2 separate regions of the Homo sapiens genome follow, and region 2 is linked to region 1. The links are chromatin loops, found by intact Hi-C in ENCODE. Cell type or tissue: HCT116. All regions are shown on one strand. Each heading gives the region's core, and the rest is flanking DNA. Links, peaks and the distances in the headings are about the cores only. Region 1 overlaps CNPY1 (canopy FGF signaling regulator 1). Region 2 holds the start of LOC105375594 (a long non-coding RNA gene).

Evidence for each region. A loop is a pair of places that touch in the nucleus more often than their neighbours do. Peaks named below come from ENCODE experiments on the same cell type or tissue, not always from the same donor. Only the 100,000 strongest peaks of a DNase experiment are listed, where the experiment ranks them.
Region 2: it touches region 1 in a loop (1.9-fold over the local background); 7 of 110 quality-filtered maps call a loop at or near these places.

What each region holds. Positions count from the first base shown.
Region 1 is chr7:155,527,762-155,544,111 of GRCh38, reverse strand. All of the region lies in intron 2 of CNPY1 (canopy FGF signaling regulator 1), which reads left to right. Among named protein-coding and RNA genes, the nearest start is that of CNPY1, 11 kb to the left of the region's middle. RefSeq lists an enhancer at 1,225-2,025. In HCT116, for the core only: a CTCF peak has its summit at 10,072 (motif pointing right); a DNase peak (open chromatin) is centred at 10,069; H3K27me3 peaks cover 1,276 bases.
Region 2 is chr7:155,403,307-155,419,656 of GRCh38, reverse strand. It overlaps LOC105375594 (a long non-coding RNA gene), which reads right to left and starts at 4,954. Exons shown (of 4, transcript XR_928239.3): 1 at 4,727-4,954; 2 at 4,290-4,438; 3 at 3,652-3,722; 4 at 828-1,261. RefSeq lists an enhancer at 10,421-11,143. In HCT116, for the core only: CTCF peaks have their summits at 6,628 and 6,828; DNase peaks (open chromatin) are centred at 4,846 and 6,796.

The DNA.
Region 1 (16,350 bases), core at 5,651-13,650:
GCGACCCAGGAGTCCACGTTTGGGGGTCCTGAGCCTTTCCAGTGTGTCTAATCCCAGAATGGAATTAAGTTTGCCTGGAGAAAATGGGCCACACCCTCCCCTGCTTTCTGTTGTCTTGGAGGATGTTCCACTTCAAGGCGATCAAGTTGAAATAGCTTTTCCGATTTTGCCAGGAACACTTAGTCTGCAAAGCAACTGAAAGCAGCTAGACGGCTACATTCACCAGTGTGCCTAAGGCAATCTTAGAGTCGCAGCTACAAGGAGCTGGTGCTGATCTCAGGTGATCTTTCTGCCCAGGGCTCCTGCTCAGCCAGAAGTAGCCCAGGCCAGCATCACACGGAGACTTCTCTCTGCAAACATGGTGCACCCTGTAGGCGCGCGGGTGGGTTCCTCGTGTTGGAGAACTCGTCTTTAAAGCCCTTGTGTTGGAGAACAGCATGGCCTGGCGGTGGGTGTGTGGCTCAGCAGTTCCTGCTTCTGGCTAACTCACAGCAGAGTGACCCCCTCACGTCCCAGCACTCTCATGCTTCAAAGAGCTCCACTGTCTTCCCCTGGAAACTTCTAGAAGGTCTCTCATCCTTCCCACTTAGAAAACTCTTCCTTGCTGTGATTCACATTCCTGTGGCATTGTTTTCTTCCGTCAGCAGGCTACTTGGCCAAATTCGGAAGTAGGGGATCTGGCAGTGTGAAGTCAGCTCTGCCCTTGCTCTGCTTGGACTTGGATGGGGGCCAGGCTGGTGTTACTGCGGGGGCTACTCTCCTCCTTCCACCCAGCAGCTCACAGAGCACGTGCTCAGCTTGGCCTTCAGTGAAGAACAAAAGAAGGCACACAGCTGCCAAATGAGAGGGGTCTCGGGCCCCCATTGTCCTGCCTGGAGGAGTCTTGAAGCCAGAGGTGTTCCCAGCCCGGCCCGGCTGGCCACAGAGCGGCAGGACCCCTTGCCTGCTTTTTTCTCCTTTCTGGACCTCAGTCAGGCTGGAAAGAAACACAGGCCGTGTCTTCAGAGCTGAGGGTGCTGATGCCACAGGGTCCTTGGAGAGGCTGTTCCTCTGTGGGAGGGGTGAGGCGGGTTCCCCCGAGAATCCGAGTTCCTAAGGGGAGCCACGGGAAGAAGCAAAGCGAGTGAGTGGCCTCTCGGCACTGTGCGGACCCAGTGTGTGCAAAGCGGCCTGTGTCCATACCGGGCTATTCTCTCCGTCTAGCCTCGGGCGGGGGTGGGTCTGGGAGGGCAGTGTGGACAGGGGAGATGTGCAAACCAGCTTCTCTCAGGCCAGGCCTCCCTTGCTTAGAAGAAGAGTCAAAGGAGGCCCCCAGAGAGCAGCCAGTGAAAGGGCTGTGGCCGCAGGCGGGCCTCTGCCCGCACTGGCTCAGTCCCTGGTGTGGATGTGGGGCTGGGACAGACACAGAGGAGGGCCAGGTGCCCACGACAGCCTGCATGTCCTCTCAGCAGCGGGAGGGTCTTGGGGTCCGGCTGCACCACAGGAGCCCCGGGATATGTGGGGACCCCGCTTTTTTTTCTACTCTGCATACTTTGCCACTAGCAGCATTGTGGCTCAGACAGAAATCCCCCAGCCCCAGGGGTGTGCAGTGGCTCTTTCCACGTGAGGCCCAGCAGTGAGGCCCCAGCATCAGTCAGGAAGCTTGGGTGAGCCCCGAAGGGCAAGCAGAGGTCTCCATGAAGAGCCTTTCCATGCCCACACCCAGGACCTTCCTTCCTTGGCTCCCTACGCCCGCCCATGAGCAAGGGGTGCTCTGACCATGGTTGGGGGGTCACTCCTTGGAGCCTGGTGACTCCCAGACCCGTAGGTCCGGGGAGCAGCTGGCAGGACCAAGCAGGACTTGCTTTCCCTGGGGCTCCCCTGACTCCCCTGCCCAGCTCCGCCTTCCCTGCCTGCCTGACTCCCCTGCCCAGCTCCGCCTTCCCTGCCTGACAGCACTCAGCCTGGCAGGGAGGGAATCAGCTCTCAGGCCCTACAGCAGGGGTTGTGAATACTCCACATCGAGCGTCCCACTGCACGTGTTCTGCACCGGCTTCTAGGATTTTCCCAGCAGACTTCTGCCCCCCCGACCCTGCCCCTGTCATGGCAGCCGGCTTGCAAACACAGCGTTCATTGGCTGCCTTCCAGTAGAACTTCCCCTCCACTCTAGTGTTTCCAGAACCTTCCAGGTAAACAGCCCTGGGAGAATCCCAGCAAAGACAGTACTAAAAGGCCCCTTCAAGCAAAGCATCCCCTCTATAGGGCTGCCGTGGTTTCTGAGTACCAGGGCTGCTTACCCACCTTTGAGTGATGGTTATAGAGGCTGGTGCGAGGCTGGAAGACTTCCCTTCCTGGGAAGGACCTCAGGGTGTGTGGCTCCATCCACACTGTCCTCCTGGCCAGCCAGGCAGCAAGACCCTCGAGGAAGGGTGCTCCAGCTTCCCTTGAGTTAGAGCAAGACCCATGGACAGTCGCCCCACACTCAGCAGACTGCGGGGGCTCTGGGGAGCCTCCAAGCCAGGCCCGGTTGGCCTCCCTCCTCATCATCTGAGGCTGACCTGCCAAGCAGGCTAGAAGGGAGGAAGGTGTGGGTCATGTGGTGTGGGGAATGATTAGAAAATAAGGCTCATTATTGTAATCAACATCATTCTCAAGCTAGCTCAGAAGTCTTCAATGTTATCAACTTTATGGGACAGCCTGTAGAAGCAGAGAGGATGGAAGGGGCAGCTGTTTAGTAATACACGATGTACAGGGACCTCAGCTCCCGGGGACTGACTGCCTTGCTCTGTTGGAAACATTCTCCCTAGCCAAGGATTTTAGTGCCATTCTCCTTGAGAAATGAAATTCACGTGCCACGTCTTGCTCGATGTTCATGATAGGCTGGGAGCTCGTGCTCCGCTCGCGGAGGTCTCTGTCTTCAGAACAGCGGGAACGGGGAGGCTCAGCGGGGGAGCACTCACTAAAGTCCAGAGTTCAGAGAGCTGCCTCCTTGGCCTGGGGCTGTTGGGGACAGGTGGGAGACCACCCCTGCTGCCACCGTAGGTGGGATGTCTTCACTCGGTAGCTCCTCACACTGGCACAAAGCCTCGTCTGTTCAGCAAAATGCAGCCAGCATCTCAGCACTGCGGTTATTTCCCTATTATTTATTTATTTTTTAAACAAATTGGATTAATGGCACCTTTCCTAAAACAGGGCAACACAGCACAAGACAATTTGGAGGCAGTTACTTCACATTTGCTTACCTGTCTCCTCTCCCAGTGATGAAAGGCTGGCCTCCCGAATGAGGGTACGCATGCACTGCTGCTCTCAGCGGGGCACCCAGGGTCAGGGAGCTGGAGTCGAGGGGCTCACATTTGCTTTTAGATTTTGAACCTCCGAGCTCCAGTCACTGGATACAGGATGACCAGGGCAAGCCGTGTGTTACCCACAGGGACCCAGGAAACGTGTGTTCACCGAGGGAATTGTAAATGATGAAGCAGAGCTCAGGGGCGTCCTCTGCCTCGGCTGAGTGTGAGAGCAAGGCCTCGCTCTCTGCGAAACTTGGAAAGTTCAAACAGAAAGCACCAACAGCAACAGTGAGGACGAGGCCAATATCCGGTTTGCACCAACACCTCATGCTTCTTTAAGCTTTAAAACACAACTCTGGGAGGTAAACTGGGCCACTGTAATTAGCTTCATTTTAGAAATGCAGATGAGGCCCAGAAAGCTTTAGTGACTCACTTAATTTTGACAAATTAGTATTAATTTAATTTGCTGATAAGTTAATTTAGAAAAATTCCAATACCATTTGCTAGCGCTAAGATGAGGAGAACGAGACCCCAGTGCACGGTGCTTTGGCAAAGCCGAGCACTTGAATTAAAGGACATTGGAAGTCCTTCGAAGCTGTCTCAGAATTCTGGACTTTCTAACCTTGTTTCCTCCTCCAGCCCCCAAGTGCAGAGAGCCTCTCCCTGGAATTTCCTTATCCGACTTAGGAAACTTCTTTCCAAAAGAAATACAATTGTCTTAAGATCTCTTCCCGAGGAATCTGATCAAATAACCAGGAAAGATTTAGCCACCAGAGGAGAGAAAAGCCTAAAGGTCACCCCCACCCCCAGACTTTTCATCTGTTCTTCTGAGGGCAGCTCAAAGTGATGACCCTGGAGGCTTTGTCACATAAGAAGAAAATCTGTGTTCACGGTGCAGTTCTACCCCTCACCTTCCCATAACTTGCTGGTCCTATTCAGTTTCCTAAGAGAATCGTTGACAAGATAATGTCTGCCTCCTGCGTCCATTCCTTTCTCCTAAGAATCACTGACTCTCCCCTAAAATGGCCCACGGGCCCCCACTTCCCTCTCCTCCATGAAAAGGGTATTTAAGTCTCAACCATCTTGCCCTTGTTGGAGTCTCATATTTCATATGGCTCCCATGCTAACACACATGAATGTTTGTCTGCTTTTTTCCCCCCGTTAATCTGTTTTTCAGTCATTTCAGCAAGCCTTCACAGGGAGCAGAAGGGAAGCTTTCCCTCTGCTCCCACACTATTGACAGAGCTACCCCATCCCATTATGTACTATGAAACAACAGGGCACTATAACATCCTGGAGCTGTGCAGTGTGCAACCTGCACAACTGTACATGGACAAAATGAGAGGGCTGGCTATTCTATCAGGCCAGCCAGGAGGTGCAGGGGGATTCAGTCCATCAGCAATTTTCCTACTCGCTAGAGGGCCATGAAATCCGTGTAGTGGCATACAAGAATGTAGAAATATATATTAAATATCAGAGTACATCTTATAGAAAAGGAAAGTATGTTTTGTGACACTTTATATAATGGGTTTTGGTGTAAGAAGTGGGTCATGTCCAAAAAATTGGAAGCCACTATAGCAGATGGCTGTCCTCAGCATGATACGGTAGCCTAAAGATATTTGATTTAGGAAGATTATTAATACCCAAACAATGCCACAACAATTCCTGACTCCTTCTGCAGAAAGAAAATCAGAACATCTCCTCTGAATCCTCATATTACAGCAGTGACAGCTTTGGCTTAGCGGCCTACGCTTTCTATGGACCAAGGGACCGCAGCTGGGCAGGGTGGGGTGGGGAGCGACAAAGAAAGGGGCCCGAAGCTGGCTCCTGGCCCCTGGTGGCAGCAGCCTTGGGGCTCAGATTCCTGCTGATGTGCCCTGGCACTGGTCTCCTTTGGATCAGCATTCCGGGTCTACATGTGGTGTGGACTAGGGGAGGAATTCTTCCCCCATAGGAGCTCACACTCTGACCCAGAGACCTCAGCAGCCGCCAGTGTGAACGCCACGTCTCAGAGAGTGAAGGGTGAGTTGAGTGGGGTGGGCAGGAGGTGAATAGGAGGGGGCGCGAGTCAGCCCATGGCGGTGCTCAGAGCAGAAAAGTGAACAGCTTTGCATGGGGTCTCTTTTTTAACAAGGAGGACATTTGTCCAGGATCTCCCACCCCCAGCCCCCAGAACTCCCCCTCATATCTCATGGGTCAGGAGGGCCTCTAACGCCTGTGGCTAGACCAACTGCGGGGCAAGTGGGGCATTCGCAGACGTCCCTCAGATCAATCCAGACCCAAGCTCAGGGCCTTGTGGGGGCGTGGCCTGTCCTGGGCACGTGAGGAGGGGCAGAGTCTGGGGTTAGCAGGAGGGGGGTGGGAGGGCTCTTTGGTGGATGGTCCCCAGATCTGCCACAGTTCAGGGTCACACGCGGGTGAAGGCGGAGAGCCCAGGAGACAGTGAGACCAGCCTGCAGGGTCCCCAGTGTCTGAAAATGAGGTTGGTGGCAACAGTCCCTAGTACTTACTTGCATTTTCTTGCAAGCACAAGAGGAAGGGATGGTGTGCAGATGGACTGCAGGGCTGGAGGCCACACTTAGCAACCAGGAGTTTCAGGGATCACCCCTAAATTGTTTTGCAAGGGCTGTTGGCCCATGGATGCCACCTTAATAAGAAAATTACTTCAGCAACAATTGAGAAAGATGATGGTGCAAGAAAATGATGTTCACAGGAACCTGTAAATTGCCATGTGAAAAAATCCGAAGGGTATTTTCCTATTATTAAGTGCAAAAAAGAGGTTATTAACCCGCACATACAGATGCCCTCTTACGTGTCTGTGTCTGTTCACTGCAGGAGGGAGCCTCAGGAAATACACTGAGACAATAGTCACAGTTCTTGTATCTGCGTATTACTGCTGAGCTCCTTTCTTTCTTTTTTTGTTTATCTGTTAAAATTTTTTCTATAATAAACATATTACTTGTTAAATTTAAAACATAAAGTTTTGAAGGTTTTTTTTTAGAAATCAAAAGAATTCCATGATAATGTAGAAATTCCTATTCTAAAAAGTAGCATTGTTCTTAAGAAGATGGAACACTATACACAGACACGTGATTTTGTTTCGTATAAAATATTCAACAGAGGCTGGACGCAGTGACTCATGCTTGTAATCCCGGCACTTTGGGAGGCCAAGACGGGTGGATCACCTGAGGTCAGGAGTTTGAGACCAGCCTGGGCAACACGGTGAAACCCCATCTCTACTAAAAATACAAAAAATTAGCGGGGTGTGATGGCACATTCCTGTAGCCCCAGCTACTCAGGAGGCTGAGGCAGGAGAATCACTTGAATCCAGGAGGCGGAGGTTGCAGTGAGCTGAGATCGCACCATTGCACCCCAGCCTGGACGACAAAAGCGAAACTCCGTCTCAAAAAAAAAAAAAAAAGAAAAGAAAAAAAATTCCACAGAAAGCTGTGATGTGGCCCTTCCTTGAATTGTCCAGCTTCATTCCTGGTGGTGTCACTGGCCCTGGAGCAGCCTCAGGAACCGATGCAATCCTCTATTTTTGCTCCATGCATGTGTCCTTTGGTGCTTTAAGAGTCCTCGGAAGGAGAGGCTGGAAGGGAGGTAGCTTCCCCCTTTATCTCTGCTGCTACTCTCTCTTCTTTCCATAACTCTCATTGGCCAAGGACCTGCTCTTCTGAGACACGTGGGTCTCATCTCTCAACCATCTAGAGGACATGAGAAGATGTTAGCATGCGGAGTAATAAATAGCCCCGGCTCCTTTACTTACAGTCCTCATGTTCCTTTCCTCTCAAAGAAGAGCAAGAAGCATCAACAGATGGATGCTCTGGTCCTTACATCCCTAGGACTGGGGGTTGTATACATTTTTAATTTATTTGGTGGCTTTTATTGTGTACCATCTTCTATTTTATTTCTCTTTTATCTTATTTAAAAAGAGAAACACCATCACTCATTTTTATTTAAATTGCTGGCATGATTCTTTACTGATGGTGTTTGTCAGAATAGTTTAAGTATCATACACTGCCTGGTGTCAGTGTGGATCACCACGAGCGTTGAGAGTTGACTTCTTGCTCATGTCGTAGTCTAGTGTGGGTTGGCACGGGGCTCTGCTCCACTTGGTCATTCAGGGACCCAGGCCCTTCTGTCTTGTGGCTCCTCCTCCTCCAAGCCCGAGTCCTGTTCATCCAGCAGGTGGATGGGGAGAGAGAGCATGGAGGATTCTGTGGGAAATGTTTACAGGCAGGGCTAACAGGGAGGGGCCTTGCTTCTGCCTACGTTCCACGGCTGGGACTCCAGCACATGTCCTCACCTAGTTGGAAGAAGGGCTGGAAACAGTCGAGCTGTGTGTCCAGGAGGAGGAAGAAGTGGAGTGTGGTGACCATATAGCAGGTCACTGGTCACTGGAGAGAAGCCTGGTAGCATGGGACAAAGAAAGGCACCTCAGTATGGCCCTGGATGCATTTGGTGACCTGAGAAGTTTCCTGAAACCTATGACTATAGGTCTCAAGCACAGAGCGGCCCGTAGGCTTTCTAACCTCCCAGTACTGCAGAAATAACCAGCCCCGCCCAGGACCTGTCTGCTGCAGTGGGTGATCAGTCATCCACAGCCTCCCCTTCCCTGGGGACTTCACTCCAGGTAACCACAGGTAATGCTGCAAGTCCCTGTTTCACCACTGCATGCCATGGATTTACAGCATCCCATTTCAAATGGCACCTGGATCCCCACTGCCTCTGACCCCGCCAGGTGAGGACAGCCCAGCCCAGAATATCATCCCGGAGGGTTTACTACCTACAGCCAAACCTTGCACCAAATAAAATACTTGCCAGCCTCCAGTTGCAAATCTCAGAAACACTTGAGCTCTTTTAAATGGAAAGGAATTTACCTGCCTCTTCATACCACAATACCCTCCCCATACCTGATTCCCATGAGAAGATGTTGTAGTCTTCTCCAGAAAATCCTGATGATAGCAGACGATGCTTACCAGAGAACAGCAGAATCGGTGAGAAGTCTGGCTCTCCGTCCACCGCCTTCCAAATCACAGATGAATGCATCCAATGACACGACCCTGATCCCATAGAACCCTCCAGCTGCAAATGAGTCTTGGAAGTGTAGGGCTTTGCTTTCCAGCCTCTGCAGCCCCGTGGAAGGTAGGATGGGCCCTGAGTGTCACCTCCCTATTTGAAGCCTTCTAGGATTAAATCAGGCCTCGTGTGTAGGCAAGGAAGGGAGAAGGGGTTTTGGGGAGGCAGTTGGTTGGACCTGTCTCATGATATGTGCTCTGTTCATTCCCGGCTTCCTTCATGTCCTTTGGTAAAGCTTTTCTGTCTTACTCCTGTGGATTCTGTACATTTCTTGAGTGTATCCTTATGCCTTGTGTGTGTTCGGCTGCCATTGTGCCTGAGTGTGTGCACCTGTAAGCTCTTGGCTTCTCCCATCTCTGGATCATGATTCATCTGCAGTTGAAATGCTCCCTTCCTCCTCTCCCAAGTGTTCAAACTGAGAAGGCTCTCCCCTGAAGCTTCTGCTGTTGGTCCGGCACAGCTCACCTTCCTGGAGGCAGGGCACATAGGAACAGCTGGCATTAATACTCCATGATGATTGAAGCCCTGGCACCAATGCTGGGTCCATCCCACAAGTGCTTGCATACTGACCAGGCAAAGGCAGGAGCCCCACAAATGTTGGATTTGGCATTAGGGAATTGGGGATGCAGGAGTGTTTTGCCACTTGTTTGTTTTTGAGCGGAGCCTTCTCCGTGCCCTTTGCAATGTGCTGTGCATCCAGCTGCCTTTTCTGCTGAACACAGCCCTGCTCTCACATCAGCCAGGTCACCGCTGGGCTGTCTCAACCTCCCTTTCCCCAAGCTGGGGTCCTGTGCCCACCAGAGCCAGAGAACCGCCGACCTCCTCAGTCACATCCTCCCAGGAAGATAGGTGATGCCCTCCAGCATCTCTTGTCCACAGACACCGAGCAGAGGCTGAGCTCTGACTCCCCAGCCTGGTCTTTCCTGCTCAGGAGCCGCCCAGCGCCCGCTCCCTCAGTGCCCAGAAAGCCCTGTGCTTTGCATGTTAGTTGTGGCCTGACTGTGGCCTTCACCGGAGGCCGGAGTCCCATTACGTTCCAGTCTCCACGCCAGCCCCTTGCTGCTGTGGGGGCAGTAGGGGAGGTTCAGGACCCAATTCTATGAATTGCCCGGACCTGCCACCAGGGCTGCCTCGCTCAGTGCAGTGGGCCATCCCGCGACGCTGTGAGTGGAGCAGGCTGAGACCTCAGCCCCTGCAGCTGATCCGCCTTCCCGGTCAGTCCCACATGCTAAGGCCTGACGTCATCAGGCCAGGGTGGAAACTCACACCTGGGGGAAGAGGAGCAAGTGTTCGCATCGAGTGTGTGTGTGTCTGTGTGTGCACATGCAAGTGCACATGTGCATTTGTCTGTGCACGTGTGTACACGTGCATGTGTGTCTATGCATGCGTGTGTGTGCCTGTGTGCACGTGTGTGCATGTGTGCCTCTGTGCACGTGTGTGTGCATGTGTGTGTGTGCATGCACGTGTGAGTGTGTGTGTGTGAGCTCAAAGTCACCTATCTCAGAGCAGAGACAGGGAAGGCGTGGAGCAGCTGCGTGGGCTGGCAGCCTATCTGGGCACCAGAGGAGGCATCTGAGGCCATCAGGAGACTGTGCCTGGGTCAGGGGAAAGGAAAGGCGGCTTTTCCTGCTTACCTGTTTTGGGGCCCCTAACCCGCTGCAGTGCACATACAGGGCAGGCATGTCAGTGTCCTAGGGGGACGCAGTGCTCTTCCCGGCGGGGCCAGCAGGGGGACCTTTCCCCCCGGGCTTCCAGTCCTCCGGCCGCCACCTCAACAAGGGGTTAACACCCCCTCCCCCTCCCAAACCTCAGGGATTAAAAATTTATGCTGTCCCCAGGGGATGTGGGGAGGAGGAGGGGATGTGGGGGACACAAAATTAAAAGGGAAAGAGATTATTTTTAATCCTCTTGGTGGGTGCTGAAACAATGCCGGGAGAGCAAAGCCGCTGAGAGTTTGTCCCGTTAGATCCAGGCGTGAAGGACGGACTGTACTACAGGGAGCAGGTAATTACAAACTGCACATCTTTCTCCTCTCCGTAAGAAATTCGCCTTAATCCCATAGCTATTGCTTCTCCGGTCAAAGGTGCTCAGATTTTCATAACGCCCGGCGCTGTGGACGAGTGGAATTCACATTTGATACCCGCTTTTCCCCTCGGGGGTTTCACGCCGGACCGGGACGGAGCGAAGCGACGGGCCCTGCTGGTGCTGCGGGGCTTCCCGCGCGCTGGGTGGCGGAGCTGGCCCCGCTCTGCGCGGGCCGGAGCGTGCACCTCGCTGTCATTCTGAGGCGCGCCCTGCACCCGCGGCGAGGTGGCTGTGCAGGCCTCACCTGGGCATATGCTTAGAGTAAACAAACGTTAACTTTGCGTGGAGAGCCACCGGGAATGAGGCACAAGCTCGTTTTGTTTCCCCTCCCTCTTTGACGAACGGGCATGTTCCGAGCCGGCACATCCGAGCAGACTCACTTATCTGCCAGGTGACAATGTCAGACCCCGAACGAGAGGTGCCTGGCTCTTTCCTCCCTCCAGCCGTTCCCGTCGGGCGCGGAGTGGGTTTTGAGGGTGAGCGAGGCCGCGCCGTTTGGGAGGCGCTGTTTCTGCGGCTGCCTGTGTGGTGTGAGCCACGCAGATGTTGTCACTGTACGGCGTATGCTTGGTTACTCTAACTGCAATAGAAGATCCTCTAGCGATGTGCAGAGCTTGCACCTGTTAGAAGGACGTTGAGTGGGTATCGATTTGGGATTCTTTTGGTTGTTAATAGCGGTAAAGGAGAAATGAGCACGTTTTGTTTTCTGACTGTAGACTCAGACGGGTGGTGTGTGAGGGCATGAATTTTCCTGACTGATGAGATGAACTTTATCCGTCATGGTTCCCAGGGACTCCCAACACGCATAGCCAGGAGACGGCGAGGCACAAGCACACAAGTTCGGTCTGTGTGTTGCAGACCGAACTCCATGAGCGAGGCAGTTTTTCCATTGTAATAATATGGGAAGATATTGTAGAGGTATTATGGGATTTTAAAATTCAAATTCTTTTCAGTTGGATTTGATTGAAAAAAAAAATTCTCAGCAACCTATTTTAGGAGGAGGTGGTAGGAACCATAAAATATAGCAGTGGATCATCTGGGGTCCTCCCTCTATTTTTGAGACGGAGTCTCGCACTCTCGCCCAGGCTGGAGTGCAGTGGCGCGATCTCGGCTCACTGCAAGCTCCGCCTCCCGGGTTCACGCCATTCTCCTGCCTCAGCCTCCCGAGTAGCTGGGACTACAGGCGCCCACCACCGTGCCCGGCTAATTTTTTGTATTTTTAGTAGAGACGGGTTTCACCATGTTAGCCGAGATGGTCTTGATCTCCTGACCTTGTGATCCGCCCGCCTCGGCCTCCCAAAGTGCTGGGAGTACAAGCGTGAGCCACGGCCCCGGGCCCATCTGGGGTCCTCCTTCTAAAGAGCTGGAGAAGGCTGTTTAAGAACAGTTGGGAAAGGCAGTGACCTACAGGAAGACACAGAGCCTGCAGGGACACACAGAGACACAGCTCTCTTCTGTGAGCAGAACCCACGAAGCTAGCTTTGTCATCAATCAGCTATAAAACCAATCACGCTGAATTTTCAGAACCAATATTTCCTCTCTAAATGTTAGTATCATTTTAACTTATGAAGTATCCTCCTAGACATTGATCTCTGCAAAATCTTATGTATTAGTTTGAGCAGATGCTGACGCATATCTTGCTTTATTTGCTCAAGCTGTCAGTCTGGAATCCAGGTTGATCCGGTTCTCACACTTTAACCTGATCCACGCAGGGGGAGTGACAGTGCGCACAGTGAGGGCCACTCATCTTGCTCGGGGCTTCTTGCTGTTGCTTCCGGGCTGACAGTGGCCAGAGGCTCAGGGCTTAGGTGGCTCTGGGGAACTGGTGAAGCAAAACGAGCCTTTTCTCCACTTCTGAGGCACCGCCCTGGAGCTCTGCCCAGGCTCTCTCTTAGGCCGGCACCCATTGGGCCTGACATTCTTGCTGGGATTCCCTGTTTGCTGTCTGCCTGGTGTGATTGTGTGAAGCTGAATGCAGAGAAAGCTCCCAAAGGGTCAACAGGGCTGCTCTTAGGAAACAGAAGTACAAATAAGGAATTATCCCCTCTCTGAACGCTGGCTGTGTCTCTGTGGGCACAACCCCATCTGACAGGGAAGTGCCGATATCCTAAGCTGCAGAGAGAGGAAGAGAAGGACCCACTTTGAGCAGCCTATAAGTCAGGACCAGCCGGTTGAAGGCTTGGCGGCGTCCAACACCAGACTGCGCCATCCAGACACTGTTTTAAAACTTCTAAATTAGTTGTCGAAGCCTCTCAAACTTAAATGTCGTGGCTAGCCTAATTACCTACATGTTATTTAGATTCTATTTCTTGAATCTCAGTTTCTAAAAACATCAACATTTAGCACGGAAGGCAATTACTTGTCAAGAATTTTGGCATAGTGTGAGCCCAAATTTTCCTTTCAAAAAAGGCTTTCTGGAATGAGAAGCCTGTGAACAGCTAGAGGAGAGAGTGAGTGGTCACACCGTTTGCAGCACCGGCTCTCAGCTGGGGCCTGAGGACGCAGGGCACGCATGCCTGTGGGAACTAGGCGGGTTGTGTCTGGGGACAGTCAGATTGGTTCTGTGCTCAGTTTATAGCCAAGGATGTCAAGACAAACTGCACAAAGGGCTCCACCTGAACAAAACTATGCGGAAGGCCAAGGCAGGGAGACCATCAGACTGGAGAGCAGACAGCCTTCGTCCCAGGAGAATGACTGAGCCCAAGTTTCTACTTTTGGACCTAGGTTCTATGCCAGTGGTTCTCAACTGGGGATGGTTTTGTTCCCCAAGGGACATTTGGCAGTGGCTGGAGACATTCCTGGTTTTCACAACTGGAGGGGAGGAGAGGCTCCTGGTATGCAGTGGGTGGAGGCCAGGGACGCTGCTCAGCACCGCAGTGCACAGGGCGGCCCCACAGCACAGGATCACTGGGTCCCCCACGGCAGTAGTGCTGAGGGTGGAGAAACCCTGTTCTATGAAAGTCAGGAATTTTCTTCACTCAAATGCAGCATGCCAATGTTTAGAGGAAGTTGTGGCTGTAGCCATATAAAGAATGATCTGAGGCTGCCTGGCCGTTGGCAGTGGTTCATACCTATAATCCCAGCACTTTGGGAGGCTAAGGTAGAAGGATCGCCTGAGGCCAGGAGTTCAAGACCCCTGGGCAACATAGCAAGATCCCATTTGTAAAAAACTTTGTTAAAAAGATATAGCTGGGCATGGTGGTACACATCTGTAGTCCTAGCTACTTGGGCAGGTGCAGGGGTCATGGAGGGGAGAGGGGCTGAGGGAGGAAGATTGCTTAGGCCCAGGAGTTTAAGGCGATAGTGAGCTATAACTGCGCCACTATACTCCAGCCTGGCTAACAGAGTGAGACTCTGTCTCAAAAAAAAAAAAAAAAAAAAAGACCCTGCTGGTGATGTGTGTTTATTTCCATTTAAAAACCTTTGCTGCCAGTTGTGGACCTCTGACTATAGTTAGGGCCGATGTGGAGAGAGACACATCAGCAGGACAGGAAGAGGCTAAGGTGGTTGTGGAACCGTGCCCCAAATCCGGTGAAGCAGTGCACTGGATTGAACAGTGCCTCTCAAATTTGCATCCACTCAGAAACTTGAAGTGTGGGCTGCATGCAGTGGCTCATGCCTATAATGCCGTAATTTGGGAGGCTGAGGTGGGTGGATCACTTGAGGTTGGGAGTTCGAGACCAGCCTGGCCAACATGGTAAAGCCCGTCTCTACTAAAAATACAATAAATTAGCTGGGCGTGGTGGCAGGCGCCCGTAATCCCAGTTACTCGGGAGGCTGAGGCATGAGAATCGCTTGAGCCAGGGAGGTAGAGGTTGCAGTGAGCTGAGATCATGCCACTGCACTCCAGCGTGCGCGACAGAGTGAGACTCTGTCTCAAAAAATTAAAGAAAAAAAAAAAAGAAAAGAAACTTGAAGGGTGACCTTATTTGTAAATAGAACCTTTGTAGATGTTGTCAGTTAAGATGAGGTCATACTGGAGCAGGGTGGGGTGGGGCAGGGCCTAATCCAGTGGCCAGCATCCTTATAAGAAGATAAGATGGAGACACAAAGACACACACTGGGGAGAATGCCAAGGGCCCTGGGAGGCAGAGGGGCAGTGATGCGTCCATAAGCCAAGGAATGCCGAGGGTTGCCAGCAGCCACCGGAACCATGAAGAGGGAAGGAAGGACCCTTGCCTGAGCCTGCAGAGAGATCACGGCCCTGCTGGTTCCTCAGTGTTGGCCTCCTGGTCTCCAGAGCTGTGAGAGAGTGAATTTTTGTTGTTTCAAGGCCCTAGCTTGGGACACTTTGTTACAGCAGGTTAGGAAACAAACACAGGCCAGAGGCATCTGAAGCTGTGATGGGTGAGGGTGATGGCCAAAGGACCCAGCCACGTGGATGGTTGGAGGCTCAGGGTCCAAATCCAGCCCACATAATGTGGATCAAGATTTCACGTAGAACGTCGGACTTCTGGTTTCTCATGAAAGACTGGGAAACAGCTACTTCCAGCCTCTGGCTACTCGCTGGGAGCTGACTGTCCAGTTCCCTCTCCTGGGGTCTTCGGAACCTCCAGGTTCGGAAGCCCAGAATACTCATGGCTGGGACAAAGTTGTTTTTTCTTTTCTTTTTTTTTTTGATATGGAGTCTCGCTCTGTCACCCAGGCTGGAGTGCAGTGGCGCGATCTCTGCTCACTGCAAGCTCCGCCTTCTGGGTTCACGCCATTCTCCTGCCTCAGCTTCCCAAGTAGCTGGGACCACAGGCGCCTGCCACCATGCCTGGCTAATTTTTTTGTATTTTTAGTAGAGACACAGTTTCATCATGTTAGCCAGGATGGTCTTGATCTCCTGACCTCGTGATCTGCCCACCTTGGCCTCCCAAAGTGCTGGGATTACAGGTGTGAGCCACCGCGCCCAGCCCAAAGTTGTTTTTTCTTAGGTGGAGAAGCCTTGTCTATAACCAGGTCTCTAACAGAACAGGGAAGTGCAGGAAGACCAAGAAGGCCGTGCTTCAAAGATGGGAGTCTCTGACGCTTTGTGGCAGCGGAGACAGTGTCCTGTTCTTCAGCTGGCCCTGGAGAGCCACAGCCTTGCTGTCCTGCCTATGCGGGGACAGGGGTCCAGCTGACATTTCTGAGTGCCACTGTCTACCCACCCACCCTCTGCTGGACTTGAACTTCCCTTCTCTCCAGTTAGAATGAAGAAGTGATCCCAGCTTGGCCTCCACATTGGCAGCAGCTGATCCCCCCACGGCGTAGCTTAACCTGGGACAGAGAAGGAAGCGTGACAATGACCGAGAGCTGGCATTGTCAGAGCTATGTGAACACACTTGCCCAGAATGGGCGAGTCTGGGCTCCTGGGCCCGCCCACCACAGTCCTACAAGGCCGAGAAGACCAATTTAAAGCAATGAAAGAAAGTGCTGGCGAGGATAAGGCTCTGGTGGAGAGGTTTTAATTTTATATTAAAAGGGGTCTTATTCTCCTGCCCATTGTTGAAGTCAAGTCAAAGTTAATTAGGCTCTTTGGGCCCTTCTCATGTCCTTTTTCCTGAACTTTCTGAAAACATCAGAGGAAAGGAGCCCTCTCCAGCCACATGGAGACTGGGCGTATGTGTTCTAGAGAGCTCTGCTGTCCCTTCTCTACAACGATGCAGGATTAATGGTGATTTCTAATATTTGAGGGGGTTCCTGAGGCCCACTAATAAGCCCATCTATTTAGCAAAGGAGCTCTCAAGCTGCCTGAAGGTTTGGGGAAGGAGCCTGAACTCCTTCGGGGCCACCAGGGCCACGCCTCAGGAGAGGCTCCTGGAGATCCCTGCACTGGCCCAGCAGCGGCCGGGACCCCTGTGTGTGGCTTTCCAGGCCCTGTGCAAATCAGGTAGGCTGAATACTCACATGTCTCATTACTCTATGTGGGTTTTCAAATATTTCTTTGTTA
Region 2 (16,350 bases), core at 3,308-11,307, 120 kb after region 1:
GTTTGTGTGCACATGTGTGTGTTCATGTGTAAATGCATGTCTATGGATGTGTATTGTGCATGCGTGAGCATACGTGCATGTGTGTACATGGCTGCATTGTGTGTTTGCACGTGTGTGTGTGTGGGTGTTCATGTGCAAGTGCGTGTGCATGTCTATTTTTGTGTGAGCATGGTGTGTAAACACAAATGCCTATGTATGCATGCGTGTGGCATGTGTGCATATGTTTTGGTCATGCGTCCATGTGGAACGGGAACACGGCTGTCCTCCTATGTTTCTCTCCCCAGGCAGAGGGAGATCCTCTCATGCAGATCTGATCTGGGATAATGGGATCAGAAGGCCCTGCTCCATGGGTCCATATGGGAGTAGCTGCCCGCCTGCCCCCACTCTCCCTGCACACAGAGCTGTGGCCCAGCCTTCCACCGACATGGGGATGAGCCAGTTGGCAGTGTTTGAGGACAGATTTCATATCCAGCAACTGGGAGCCCTGCCTCAGGCTCGGCTCCGCCTGCCATGCCACAGAGCAGGACTTGGGTGCTGGCGGCGGGAAGCCCTCATCACATGGTTCTGGGGCCTTGGAGAAGACCCTCCACAGCCCTCCTGCTCCCTCCTCAGCAGCCAGGTGCACAGACCAGAGACTGTCCCATGGGTGACTCCCTGCGTTGGAAGAGAAGCGCTCCTTCCTCCACCTCCTCACAGAGGAGGAGACTGAAACCAAGATAAATCAAGGGACGTGCCCAGCTCCACAGGGACTCACCGGTGGAGTACGGAGAAGAACAAAGCCTCAAGTCATTAGTTATGAATTTTTTAACATAACCACACGTTAAACATAAAATGTAGAGCAATTTTTAAGCCTTTTTGAGGACTAGGAGTTCACGCTGCATCTCCCGTGGGCAGGATGGGAGGAGGGCAAAGTGCAGGATGCTAACAGTTCCCTGCAGGGGAAGAGCCCAGGGGCTCCAGGTGCCTGGGTGGAGCCCAAAGGTCAAGGGGACTTCACCCCCAGGCCCACTGCCTGGAAAAGTCATCAAATAGAGGAGGAAAGCGCTGAGCACAGATAATGCACCAAAATGGCCTGGTCACAGCAGGGAGAGAAAGCAGCTGGGCAGGGAGGGAGAGCAGCCAGGCAGGGAGGGAGAGCAGCCGGGCAGGGTTGCGCATGTGCCGGTCTGTAGAGCGGTCTGCGGTGCGGTCTGTCGTGCGGTCTGCGGTGCGGTCTGTAGTGCTTTCCAGATGTGAGGCTCCAATAAGCTTCCTGTATGAGCTGGGCATGGAAATGCCCCTTCGGATCCCTCCAGGGAAGGCCCTGCCCTCCAGCATTGGGAGAGCAGCCTCAGATACCTCCAGCTGTCCCTCCTTCAGGCTGCCTCAGCTGCAGATGGTCACCTTACCCGGGACCAGCTGTGGGGGGTATGAATGCCCAGCCCTTCCCGCCCACCTGCAGCAACTCTAACAGGCCCCACAGCCCAGGGCTCCCTGGGGGTGCCGAGGCTGGGCCAGGGTGCATCTTGCTGGGCTTCTCTCTCTGCCCCTTTCCCAGGCATGGGTCCCTGATCAATATCCTGTGCTCTAAACTCCATCTTAGCATCTGCAAGCAAGTGGGGGACAATACTCTGTCTCAGCTTCAAAGAAGACGGAGAACTGATAAGGGCGAATGCCAAGACTGGGCCAGGGAGGGTGCAGCAAAGAGCCACGGCAGGTGGGAGGAGTGGGGGGGCTGCCCCTGAACAGTGGGGAGCAGGGCTGGGGAGGACGGGGCCCTACAAGCCTGGGCTACACCCAGGGACCAATTCCTAAGCAGAAAAACCACAAGCAGTGAGCCCGGAGGGGTTGGGCCTGGGGTTAAGGGGAGAAGGAGAGACGGTGAGAGCAGTCAGACATCCCACTCACGGGCAGGGCATGGAGGGCTTGGCTGGGCGCCATCTCCCAGATCCAGGAGGAGCAGGAGGAGGCCAGAGGTGGCTGCGCCATTTCTTTCCTCCACCTGGCCCAGGACTTCCTGACTCTGAGAAACACAGCCCTCTAACTGGCCAAACAAGGTGTAGGTGATGAAAACATGTCCCTTTGCCACTGGGGCAGCTGTCAACAGCATTAAGGTGTGTGTTATCTTTTGAGCTCCATGTTCCCTGTGGTGAAGAAGGCTGGATGCCTCCAAGCAGGGCAGAGAGAGATGAGAGCAAGGGCCAGAGAAACAGGGAAGAGAGAGATGGGAGCAGGGGCTGGAGAAGGAACTTGCCTGAAGCCTTCTCTTCTGAATCTGCATATAACTTCATATAGAAAGAGAACATACGTATTGATAAGAGGAAAATGATTCAATAGAAAAAAAAAAAAGGGAAGGATCTGCACAGCTAATTTCACATGGGAGGAAATCCAGATGAAAGCGATGCAGGACAGGCAAACACCAAAATCGGGGCTTGCCCAGGAGGGAAGAACTCCAGGGCGGGCCAGGGGTGTGAGGCAGAAGCTTTTGTGGAAGCCCCGTGCACAGCGGCGGCAACGGAGGGACTGCTCTTGGTAAAGCAGGGCTCCCCCATAGGCAGTGCGCCCAGGGTAGCAGCTTAGCGGCAGGTCTGCAGTCATGTTTAGGTCCACTTTTAATTATATGCAAATTAGGGGTGGTTTATGCAGAACTTTTAGGAAAAGGGTGGTAACTTCCGGGTTGTCAGGTTATTGAAGGGGTGGTACTCCGGGTATTGCCGTGACAATGGTAAACTGACATGGCACACTGGTTTTCTGCCCCTCCCTGTTTCAGCTAGTCTTCAATTTGGTCCTGTGTCCAAGAGCCCCGCCTCTGGACTCAGGTCCCACCTCCTACCTCAAAAGCAAAGGTCTGAAGGTGGTCCCACCACGCTAGCAAAGAGGGAGATGGAATTGAGGCCTACTGAAGTGCTCCACAGCCTAACACTCACTAGCAGAAGCCTTGTGGCCTTTGCTGATATTGAGGAATTAACGGGATTGCACCTAGGTTGCTAAAAACTCTTGGTGCCTTAGAAATGCGTATGGGTGTCTGTTGGTGAAATACCATAATGTTTGGCAGGGATTTGTTCTAAATATGTTCCAGAAAATGGCCAGGGAAACAGATGCAATACAATTAGTAAAAGCTGATGGTGGTCGCAGCTGGGTGGTGAGTATGGTTCGTTGTTCTGTTCTCTGGACTTTTGTGTATGTTTGAGATTTTCCTTAGAAAGAGTTGAGAAAAGAACAAAGAACCATACGCCTGTCTGGTGAGAATGTGGGCAACAGTTCTCTCACACAGTCTGCTAAAATGAGGTCATGAGGTGGGGCCCTGGTCCAATCTGACTGTCCTTACGAGAAGAGGCGAGTGCACGGACACACAGAGGGGTGGCCACAGGAGGATACTGGGAGGAGACAGCGTCCACAAGCCACGCAGGGAGGCCCCAGGAGAAACCAGCCCTGCCCACACCCTGATCTCAGACCTCCAGCCTCTGGGGCAGGGAGAAAACAAACTTCTGCTGTCTATACCACCTGGTCAGTGATATTTTGTTAGGTAGCCCTCGGAAGCTGGTATATGGACCCCATGTTTATAAGAACAAATAATAGCAAAAATCAGTCTACAGAAGCATGGATACACTTGGATTGTGCGTGTTTGTGGTGGTGGCAGAGGTGGGGGGTCTGGGGAGGGTCTCCACTCACCTTCACATTTTGTGCATTGCTTCCCGCCGGCATGCGTTACCTTTGTCACTTAAATAACAAATGGCAATTGTCTGAGAATCAAAAAGAAAAAAAAGAGAAATGAAAGGAAAATGATTCTGGACCATGTATCAGGACAGTGGGATAAACTGAGGCTGCAAATTTCTGGAACTTTCCAAAAATTCCATATAGAACTACCTTTAAAAAAATTTAATTGGGTATATAAAGTGGAAATTTATAGAAAAAGGAAAATGTTCCCTTTTGCTAATGCTTCTTGCAGGTACAGAGTGAGCCTATGATGTTTACCATAGGGCTGTGACACTGTGCTATATATGTGATTATATATACTTTGGCTTGCTCATCATAGTACCACATTTTGTCTTTCAATAAGGAGGACATTTTCTTGTAGTTCTGCAGAGAATCTGAGAATCACAGTCTTAAGAGGAATCCAGTTCCAAACCTCAAAACTTCCTACAGATTCTTTCTCCCTCTTGGCCTTGAAGCCTTTTGCCCCTGGCAAGTCAGTGAGTCTCTCATTTCACCTCTCATGGGGAATGAGTCTGACGCTGCCCATGCTCCCAGCCCGGTCCTCTAAGGCCTGGTCGGGAGGGTGGGGGTGCAGGACACATTTGTCCACTCACCTCTGGAGCAAAACTCAGCAACATGCTGGGCTTCAAGTCCAGTGATTCGGAAGGATGACAGTAACCCGTGTGGGAAGCCCCGGGGCCCGGCGCAGCCATGCACTGGTTCTTTGACGTCCTGTCTGCTGCTTCTGCTTTGCCTCTTTGTGCTTTAATAGGACACCGCGATTTTTCATTATAAAATCCCCCAAGTGCATAATGTTTTGAAATCATTTATGAGAATAAAGAACCGCCACATGCTGTGAAAGGAAAATAAATCTTGGGGCTCCAAAATCACTAAGCTAAAGGGAAAAGTCAAGCTGGGAATTGCTCAGGGCCAACCTGCCTCCCACTCTATTCAAAGTCACCCTTCTGCTCACTGAGATAAACGCATCTCTTGTTGCCTCCTTTGGAGAGGCTAATCAGAAACTCAAAAGGATGCAACCATTTGTTTCTACCTGTGACCTGGAAGCCCCTTTCCTGCTTCCTGTCTTGGCTTCAAGTTGTCCCGCCTTTCTGGACCGAGGTCCCGCCTTTCTGGACCAAGCCAATGTTCATCTTGCATATGATGATTGATGTCACTGAGGCCCCGCCTTTCCAGACCAAGCCAGTGTTCATCTTACATACGTTGATTGATGTCACTGAGGCCCTGCCTTTCTGGACCAAGCCAATGTTCATCTTACATAGGTTGATTGATGTCACTGAGGCCCTGCCTTTCCGGACCAAGCCAATGTTCATCTTGCATATGTTGATTGATGTCACTGAGGCCCCGCCTTTCCGGACCAAGCCAATGTTCATCTTACATATGTTAATTGATGTCGCCGAGGCCCTGCCTTTCCGGACCAAGCCAATGTTCATCTTGCATATGTTGATTGATGTCACCGAGGCCCCGCCTTTCCGGACCAAGCCAATGTTCATCTTACGTATGTTGATTGATGTCTCATGTCTCCCTAAAACGTATAAAACCAAGCTGTGCTCTGACCACCTTTGGCACGTGTGGTCAAAACTTCTGAGGCTGTGTCACAGACACACATCCTTAACTTGGGCAAAATAAACTTCGTAAATTGACTGAGACCTGTCTCAGATTTTGGGGTTCACAATGCTAAACACTAAAATCGAAGTTTTAGAGTCAAACATGTTTCCGTTTCCTTAGAAACCAACATTTTAGGGGAAAAAGGAGAGATAAAATCATGTATTTTTATTTCTAAGCATTTATATTAGTTTTAGACTCCGCCCATGAGTGCTGGTTATTCCCTGGAGCTCATGAAGTGGCTCATGGGGTCTTGGTTGCTTCGTTGATGAGTCAGACATAGATGAAGACCTTGTGGTTGCTCTGAAAAAAGCGTCAGAAGAACAATGGTTATCGTTACTCATTTTAATCCCTGGAATTGAAGCTCCAAGGGCAGAGACTTTTGTCTGTTTTGTTCACTGCAGTGCCCCAAATAGAGGAGGCCTCAGTAAATGTCTGTCTAATGAGTGCATGAACACATGGATGACAAACACTTGACAAGATTGCGTTCTTCCTGAACTGGACAAGGCCGAGTCCTCCACGCGCTCATTCATTCTATCCATCGTTCCTGCTCCTCCCTGACCGCCAGCTCCTAGCACAGCACTCGGCTCACAGCAGGCACTCACCCAGTATCTGCGGAATGAGTGAACATCACAAAGGAAAGTTAGGGACCCCTCCCGTGGACTTGCTCCCCACCCAGGTGGGCTCCCAGCATTGGAGAAAGAAGTCGGTGAGGCGTCAGTGCCACCCCTGCTGCCCAGCGGCTGCTTTCCTTAGAACCTCACCTGGACGAGAAACCGCTTTGAGAGGTGAGGGCTTCTCTGCCTGCTGAGCTGGTGCTCTGCCTCATTCCTGGAGGACGGCCGGAGCACCCTCACCGCCCTGGCACCCTGCCTTTCCTGTGCTTGTCCACCGGGCCCACCAGCCTCTCTGACCCCAGGGCCTGTCCACTCCCTGACCAGCCACCAGGAACCGTCCACAATGAACGCCTCCCTTCCCCAGAGACCCTCGTCATCATCAGAATCACAGCCACCATTGATGCCCAGCTACTACACGCCTGGCAGGACACACATGTCCCATCAGCCTCAGAGCCAGGGCCTGAGGCACACGGGTTACCCCTAGGTCATGGACGGGAACAGCAACCACTCCCTGCAGTGACCGCATCTCAGGGTGCGGCTCCTCCTCGGTACCTGGTGTGGCTGCTCTGGTTCCTCCCCTGTTGTCACCACAGCAGCCCAGAACGGGTCCCCTTCAGCCTGTTCCCCTGTCCTTCCTCACCCTGCTGCTGGAGTAAGCCTTCTAAGAAGTGAGCCGGTCCCCATGGCTCACAGAATGGATTGCAAACTCCTCAGAGGGAATGGCAAAGCTGTGGGTGCCACGCGCCTGCCCTCCCAGCCTGGCTCCCAACACCCCTGCACCACACACTGTGCGGCAGGTGCACTGGTCCCCGGCAGCTGTGACTTCCCAGGGGACCACCTCTCCCTTTCACCTTCTCTGCCAGGCAGATGCGAGTCTCCGGACTTGATCAAGCGCCCTCTAGGGGGCTTTCCTGTGCCTGCAGACACAAGGCACAGCAGCGCTCCCACGTCCTCCCTGGCAGGGTGTGCACACCCGATGCCACCTTCCATGTCAGGATATTGGAATCATTCGGGTCCACATCCAGGTCTGCCGCGTGATGCTGAGGTTCTCCAGGGCCGGGGCAGGGCCTGGGTGATTCCAGGTCCCAAGCCCTCCAGGCACCTCCTGCATGGGATGGAGCCACGCTCTACACGCTGTCCCTGTCTGCAGAGGTGACATCTCACTGTCGTCACAGGAACGACATGCAGCATAGAGAGGCAAGAATTGCTTCCGGCATGTGGAGACCTGGCTCTTCCACATGCAGCTGGGGGGCCTGAGGCATGCAGTCTACCCTGCTGTGCCTCTGTTTCTCCAGGGGTGACAGAATGAGGTGAGAACATTCCTGACTATTCTAAGCATCCAAGGAGGGATGCCCAGGGATGCCCGGGCTGTGAGGCCCTGGGGTGGGATGGCCTGCTCTCGTCTCTAACGCCCTGCCTTGCTCCGGACACCTCTCGCTTCCACGCTATTTGTGTTGCGCTTCTGGCTTCTCAGACCTTGTTGCAGGCTTAGTATGTGTGAGTCTCACCCCGTCACGTGACATGGGCAAAGCATCATCACTCCACTTCACAGGCAAGGAGGATCTGCAAGGGACAAGTGACGCAGTCAGGCCCCAGCACTTGTTGGTGGCAGAATCCAACTCAGACCCGGGGCTCCTCTTTCTCATTTAGCTCCTTTGATTTCTGTGTGGCCGGGTCCTGGCAGGGGACCACCTGCATTCTCATAATAATACCAATGATGATGGCCATGATGATGGTGATGAAGATGACGATGATGATGGTGATGATGATGGTGATGAAGATTACGATGACGATGATGGTGATGATGATGGCATTGAAGATGATGGTGATGATGATGGTGATGAAGATGATGGCAATGAAGATGATGGTGATGATGATGGCCATGATGATGGTGATGATGATGGCTAACTTTTACTGAGCATGTTGCTATGCCGAATATTCATATTATTTCAGTTAAGCTTCGCAGCAGCCTTATGAGGTTGATACTATTATTATCATCCCCATTTCCTAGACCAGAAAACTGAGGCACAGAGAGACTGAGTAACTCCCCAGATCACACTGTTGGCTGGAGGGGTCAGCCCTTGGTCGCTCTGTGGCTCCAGCAATGTGGTGGATGGGTGGTGGTCATCTTTGGGGCTGACAGTTGGGTTTTAGGGCATATGTTTAAGACTGTCAAATAAGGGGGAGGCACTAAGGCACCTCCACATCTGCAGTGAGTGTCTGCTGTGGGTGAGCCCTGTGGGGCCTCAGTGGTAGGTGGGGGACGGCACATTAGGGCTGGGCTTTGCAAGGGGTCTCTGGAAGGCCTTCTGAGGAAGGCTCACCGAGTTCCTCAGAGGGAGGCTGTGGGAAAGCAGGAGGGGAGAGACCCCCCAGATGACCTGGAGGGACCCCCTCTTCCTGGGAAAAGGAGGTAAGAGTGGTGGGGAGGCCTTGGTCGGGAACTGGCAAAGGTCACAGTGAGGAAGAGGCACATTACGGGCCCTGGAGCAAGGTCACAGTGGTTAGTGAGGAGGCAGGGAGCCCCAGGGGACTCCTGGCCCAAGAAGAGGGAGGAAACTTGGGGGTCTCTATTATTAGATGTTGGCAGAACAATGGCTTCCCCATGATGTCCATGATCAAATCCCTAGAACCTGTGGGTCTGTTGCCTTGTGTGGCCCGGGGGACTTTGCAGATGAGACTGAGGCCCTGGAGACAGGAGAGTGTCCTGGGTCTTTCCTAGCTAAGGCCAGGGGCAGGTGTGACTAGGAAAGATGGCCAGACAGAGGCAACTTTGCTGCCTGTGAAGATGGAGGAAGGGACCATGTGCTAAGGAATGTGGGCAACCCGAGAAGCTGGAAAAGGCAGGAAACTGTTCCCCTCCCAGAGCCTCCAGAAGGACCCAGCCTGGCCAACACCTTGACCTTAGCCCAGTGAGACCTGGGCCGGCCCTCTGGCCTCCGGGACTGTAAGGTAATGCATGCGTGCTGTTCCAAGCCACTAAGCTTGTAATTTGTTACAGCAGCCACAGGAAACTAGGAAACTGATACAATATGCAACAGGGCTTCCAGCCAGGAGCTATCCCCCAGTTGGCCAGGTCTGGAGAAGCGGGGGCTGCATTCCTATTCATGGTAATTACAAGAAGAAGGGCATCTGGCGAGGAATGTCATCTCCCCTAAGGCAATGCAACTTACAAGGACTAGCCTGCTTCTGGGACAGGGGAGCAGAGGGGATGGGTTACCCCTCAGATCTCTGCAGCCCTGCTTCCAGGAGAGATGCTATCTGAGCAATTTCCTCTGCATGGTGCGGTGCAGGTAAGTCATCAGCCAGGTGACGCAGGGCAGGAAGGGGAGACTTGACTCCGTGGCTTCAGACGCGGCCATCTGTGCATTCCTGCTGACCCTTGGCTCTCTCCTGACCCTTGGCTCTCTCCTTAGCATGGGAGCATGATCCCCGCGTCACCAGGCTGCTGGCTGGCCCAGGTGCAGGGTCCTCAGGGAGTCCCAAAGGGTGCGTGAAGTGGAGCCTGGGCATTGGAGCGTGGCCCCTCTCCAAGGATACCTGTGCGCCTGGACCAGGCCCGTCCTGCGCCCCCTCCCCGCGCCCCCTCCCCGCATGAGCGTGGGCAAGGCAGGGAAGCAGGTGGGGGATACAAAGGGTAAGCACATGCATGCATTCACACAACACACTCTTCTATACACACAGACACCTGCGCTCTCACATGCGTGCGCACACACCCTCACAAACACATTCACACACAGACACGCACAAGCACACACACAAGCACCGACACACTCACAAGCACAGGTACACTCACACACAGAGATACACTCACACAAGCACACACAAGTACACTCACACACAAGCACAGACACGCAAGCACACTCAGACACACGTGCAGACACACAAGCACACACACACCATCCTGAAACCATTTCAAAGTCACTGAACCACCCGGACTGCCACTCAAAGCTATGGCCTGATGGCTCTGAGCAACCGAGTCCGCTTGGGTTTCGTTCTTGATCTTTTCAAATGAAACCCCTGCACCCTGGGAGTCTGTCTGTGCGGCTCCTGGCCCCTGGCTGAGGTGCTGAGCAAACACCAACCAGGTGAGAGCCAGGTGAGCACAGCCTCGGGAGGAGGGACTCTGCGGATACTGGGGGCCAGGCTAGGAGGGGGCAGCCCCGTGAGCCCACAGCCCGCCTCGCGTGCTGCGCTCTGCATCCCCCAGGAGACGTGCCCCCACCAGTGTCTCATGGCACAGAAGCGGCGGCAGAGGCTGGGACACGGTGGCCCCCTTGCTGCAGGGCGCTGCCTGTTGGTGGCCACGCAGGGCTTGCAGGGTGTCCTCCACCCTCCCTCAAATCCCTGTGACTGCCCAGTGCTTCTCTCTGAAGGGCTGCTCTGTTCACCCTTCCTGTCTGCTGTGGAAGTCCAGCACAACACGTCAAGTGCACAACATCACGAAAGTCTGCCTGCGCGCCCACCTACCCATGACCTGGACCTAGATCCAGCTGTTCCCCTCGGCAGGCCGGCTGCCCTCCGGCCTCGGCAGTCAGTTCCCTTCCCCACTGCGGCCAGGACTCCACAGCTGCGCCACAGACAAGCTTTGACAGCCGTGAGCGGCACTATGGGTTAGCGTGAAGGCAGTAGGGGGTTCCTGCCCCACCCCAAGGAATTCCCCGCCGTAGGTGCCACTGTGTCTGGAACTTCACTATTACACACTCATTCCTTTAGGCGATTTCTCCTTTATTCCCAGGAGGTACAGCAGGTCAAGAACATCTACACTAAGGGGTTGACAACTGTCAGGTCCCGAGGGGCGCCGGGCCAGGCAAGGAGACGGTGGCTGGGGCGGGAAGAAGCAGAGAGCCCTGGAGGGAAGGTGGAGCCGTCGCTGCTCTCTCCAGCTCAGGGTGGCCTGCCACACTCCCACACCGCACACTCCCATAACCCACACTCCCACACCACACATACCCACACCCGACACTCCCACACCCGACACACCCACACCTCAAACTCCCACACCGGACACTCCCACACCCCACACTCCCACACCCCACACTCCCATAACCAACACTCCCACACCACACACACCCACACCCCACACTCCCACACACCACACTCCCACACCCCACACCCCACACTCCCCACCCCACACTCCCATAACCAACACTCCCACACCCCACACTCCCACACCCCACACTCCCACACCCCACACTCCCACACACCACACTCCCACACACCACACTCCCACACACCACACTCCCACACCTCAAACTCCCACACCCCACACTCCCACACCCCACACTACCAAACCACACACTCCCACACCCCACACCCCACACTCCCACGCCCCACTCTCACACTCCTACACTCCACACTCCTACACCCTACACTCCCACACCCCACACTCCCACACCTGACACTCCAACAACCCACACTCCCACACCCCACACTCCCAAACCCCACACTCCCACACCCCACACTCCACACTCCCACACCCCACACTCCCACGCCCCACTCTCACACTCCTACTCCCACACCCACACTCACACTCTCACACTCCCACACCCCACACTCCCACATTCTCACACCCCACACTCCAACACCCCACACTCCCACACCCCATACTCCACACTCCACACTCACACACTCCACACTCCCACACCCCACATTCTCACTCACCACACTCGCACATCCCACACTCTCAAACCCCACACTCTCACACCCCACACTCCCACACCCAATCTGACACCCCACATTCTCACACCCCACACTCACCCCACACTCTCACACCCCACACTCCCACACTCTCACACTCCCACACCCGACACTCTCACACCCCACACTCCCACACCCCACATTCCCACACCCCCCCACAAACACAACACTCACACCCCACATTCACACACCCCACACTCCCACACCCCACACACTCATACCCCACACTCCCACACCCCACATTCCACACTCTCACACCCCACATCCTGCACTCCCAAACCCCACACTCCCGCACCCCGTACCCCACACTCCACACACACTCCACACTCCCACACACCACACCCCACACCCCACACTCCCACACTCTCACACCCCACACTCCCACACCCCATACCCCACACTCCACACTCACACACTGCACACTCCCACACCCCACACTCTCACACACCACATTCACACACCCCACACTCACACCCCACACTCCCACACCTCACATTCTCACATCCCACACTCCCACACCCCACACTCTCACACCCCACACTCTCACATCCCACACCCCATACTCCCACACCCGACACACGCACACCTCAAACTCCCACACCCCACACTCTCACACCCCACACTCTCACATCCCACACCCCATACTCCCACACCCGACACACGCACACCTCAAACTCCCACACCCCACACTCTCACACCCCACACTCTCACACCCCACACTCTCACACCCCGCACTCCACACCCCGCACTCCACACCCCACACTCCACACCCCACACCCCACACTCCCACAGCCCACACTCCCACACCCCACACTCTCACACCCCACACTCCCACACCGCACACTCCCACACCCCACACTCCACACCCCGCACTCCACACCCCACACTCCACACCCCACACCCCACACTCCCACAGCCCACACTCCCACACCCCACACTCCCACACCCCACACTCCCACACCCCACACTCCCACACCCCACACTCCCACAGCCCACACTCTCACACCCCACACTCTCACAGTCCACACTCTCACACCCCACACTCCCACACCCCACACTCTCACACCCCACACTCCCACACCCCCACACTCTCACACCCCACACTCTCACACCCCACACTCTCACACTCCACACTCTCACACCGCCGCTGCTCCTCTCAGAAAGTGCCTGGCGGCATTGGCTCTGGGTCTGGGGCCGGTCTCTTCATAACCGCAGCCCCCAGAAGAAATGAAGACTCATCCCTGGAGCCAACACACCTTAAAGCCGTAAACACTGGACCGAGACCACTTGCATTTGAACCCCAGCTCTACCGCGGGTGAGCTGTGTGACCTTGACTGAGCGTCTTAACATCTCCCCACCCCGGTTTCCACATTTTTGAAAGGGTGACAACAATAATACCCACCTCATGGGGTGGTTTCAAAGATTAATTTAGTTAATATTTATCAATCACGCAGCAACATGCCTGGTTCGGGGTAAGCGCTCTATCTGCGTTTGTGAAACGAGTTAAAGGAAATGGCGCTATCATAGCACAGTCAGGCATTTGATTCTTTCCTTCTGATCTTTGATGTTCCATGTATACAACCAGGAATTTTTACATGCATAATTGCCTGGGAATTTCAACTGCATATGGTAGCACTTTCTGCTTTCAAACCATTTCTGAGGTGGTCTGTAGGCCCCCAGTTCTGCTAGATGCTTTCACAAGTAAACACTGAGAAGAATGCCTGATCCCTGCCCTCAGAGAGGTTGGTGGATTTGGGAAGACAAGAAGAATCCACATGGTTCAGGAGGAAAACCTGTGGAGAAGCCTGTAATGAGGAGCAAAACTGTGTGCAGCCGAGCGGAGGGGCGGGCATGGTTGAAGTGGGGCCAGGCAGCAGCCATGGTGGGGGTGACAAGAACCACAGCCGCTTCCTGCTGGGGCGTCCTGTGGGCTTCACGAATGCCACCACCTAGATGAGGACACGAAGGCTCAGAAAGGTCACACAAGACACACGGCTCACAGTGGGGAGGTGGGGCCTTCTGCCCATCACCTGCTCGGCAGCCCTGGTCCTTAAAGAACGCTCCGGTGAGGGGATCCGCATGGCCCGGCTGAGCTGGAGTGTGGACTCCTGGAGACGGTCCAACCGGACGGGGAATGTGTCAGGAGGAAGGAGCTGCTGGGAGGCCAGGAGCTGCTGGCAGTTCCCACCCTGCCCGGGTAGCACAGGCCCCCACAGGCTGTGGGCGGGAGATGCTGAGGGTTTTTTGAGCCAAGGGGCTCTGGAGGAAGGCAGAGGCCCAGAGCCACTGGCACCTCTGAGCAGGGGTGACTGGGGCGAGGACTGAGTCTGGGGTCCTGTAACCAGTCGAGTCGTACTGGGCGAGCCGAGGGGACCGTGCCTCAGCACACAGGTGGAGGGTTCGGGGGCAGCCTGTGGCTCTCCCAGGGACCGGCTGCGTCTCCCCTTCTAGCTCTGCCCTCTGCTGTGTGTCTCGCAAACACCACCCCGTGGACTGTGAAAAAAAGATTTCAGAAACTGGGAGAATTGCTGTCAGGCTTCCAAGCCAGCAGCACAGAAAAGGCAGAAAGACACCAGGACGGTTCTCTCGAACTCAGTTTAAATATGGAGGGATTTTGTCATTTTTTTAAACAAGAAAATCTTGTTTGATATTCTCTTTCTAATTGATTCTTCATATTTTCCTTTAAAAAATATTTCAAGCAGCTGTTTCCTGATAGGAGAGAAGCAGGGAACTGACACCCACAAATTCCTCCGGGCGGTGGTGCTGGGGCCGGGGCAGCGGGGCAGGTGACCCCAGGCGCAGGACGCTCACCTATGCTGCCTCAGCAAGTCGGGTGGGCTTGAATCCCCCTTCCAGGGCCGCAGCCTGCAGAGCCACCTCCTCACAAGACCACAAGCAGGCCTGGGCAGGCACCAGACGGGGAGACGGGAATGCTGGCCCTGAGCTCAGCCCTTGACCCGGTGGTGGGGCCACAGGTGCCATGTAACGATGATGGGTACCACTTGGGGATGAAGGCGGGGGCCTGTGCCAACTGACTTCTGACCCACAGGAGCCCTCTCCACAGCGTGAGTGGGGACGGGACCAGGTGGCAGCACCTCCCGGGATGGGCTCTGGTCCTGGCACCTCCCTGGGCGAGTGCTGGGCCTGCTTCCTCCCCTGCCCAGTGGAGAAGAGAGCAGCCGCCCTGGGGGAGCTGTTCTGGGGAGAGGGCAAAAAAGGGACAGGGAAGGCTTTGAAGGGGATGCTGGTGCAGTCCCTCAGGCGCCCCACCTCTCAGGAAGATGGGCCCCGCTGGGGGGCCCGTGGTGTGGAGGCCACGCTGCTGCCCGGGCTGAGGGACCCGAACCTGCAGGCCCCAGAAAATAAAAGGGTGGAGTCACCCACCTCCAGCCTGGGGCTGCACCAGCCCAATCCCCAGCCCCAGCAGGGGCTGCCCACCTCCAACTTCCCCACCCCATGGCCCTCCTCCTGCTGTCGTCTCCCCATCATAGTTCCTGCACCACACGTCTCTGGAACCGTATAAAGTTATGCGTCTGAGTGGCTGACAGCAGCCTCCAGGCTAAACTTTTGATCCGCTGTGTGCTGACATCTTCAAACCAGAGCGGGTCTCTCCCTCTCTGTTCCTGGGTTGGCGGTGGCAGGTCTCCTGCAGTATATGGCATGCAAATAAGCAGGTCTGCGCTGTCACTCCCTAGCTGCCAGACCCCTGCCTGGTGCCTGGAGGTGGCTGTCCCTCCAGCCACCTCCAGCAGCGAGGCCAGAGCCCTAGGCTGCTCCCCACCCCTTTGTTTCCTTCTGGGAGGTGCTGGTGACCGAGGCTCAGGAGGGCACCTGCCCCTAGGAAGGGGCTCCCCCAGGGATCCCCGCAGTAGAGAGGGGGCCACTGAGGGGTGGGTGGGCAGTGGCTGGGGGCTGCCTGCATGGACTGAGCTTCCTCCCAGGCTCAACCCCCACCCCCCATCAAATCCACCTGACTCGCAGAGGCTGTTAGAACTGGGGGGCTGTGAATCTGGCCACCTGGCCTGGTCCCATAGCTAAGGTTCAGTGGGAGTCTCAGCCCCAGCTCCTGGCATGGGGTAGCTCAGGAAAGGGGCTGGAGCTGACAGGTGTGATGAGGGTGAGGTGGGTGAGGTGGGTTTGGGGCCAAGGGGAGCCTGGGAAACCAGGTGAGAGGTATGGGAGGCTGCAGTGGGGCCAGGAATCCTGGGTCTCATCCTTGTTCCCATGCCAGCAGCACAGGCTGACACTTTGTCACAGATCTACTGGGTCCCCACCACTTAGCCCCTCTGTCCAGCCTCCGCAGCCCCTGGGAGTAAAGCCCTTTAATCTGAAGACTCAAAAACCCATCTCTTCCTGGAGCCAGAGGCCCAAGTGGCTGCCAGTGAGAGTCTGCTGCCAGCCCTCCCTGCTGGGCTCACCCACGGCTCCCGCCAGGCGCACAACAGCATCTGCGGACTCCTGCCCTGGCTCCTGGGTCACTTCTGTCTCTGGGAGAGGCTTTGGGCTTGAACCCTGGCAGCTTCATTGGACAGCGGTCCCAGCCTGCATGCCAGGTCCTGTCAGTGTCCTGGAGGGTCCTGTACTGGTCCTGGTCTCTAACCCTGTGCGAGGCCATTTGGGCTTACTTTTCTCTCTCCGAGATCTGCTCCTGGTTGCAGCGTGGTGACCAGTGAAATCTTGCATTTCTCTGCTGTGCCCCCAATCCCTCCAAAGAACATGGCCTCCTGGGATGCTC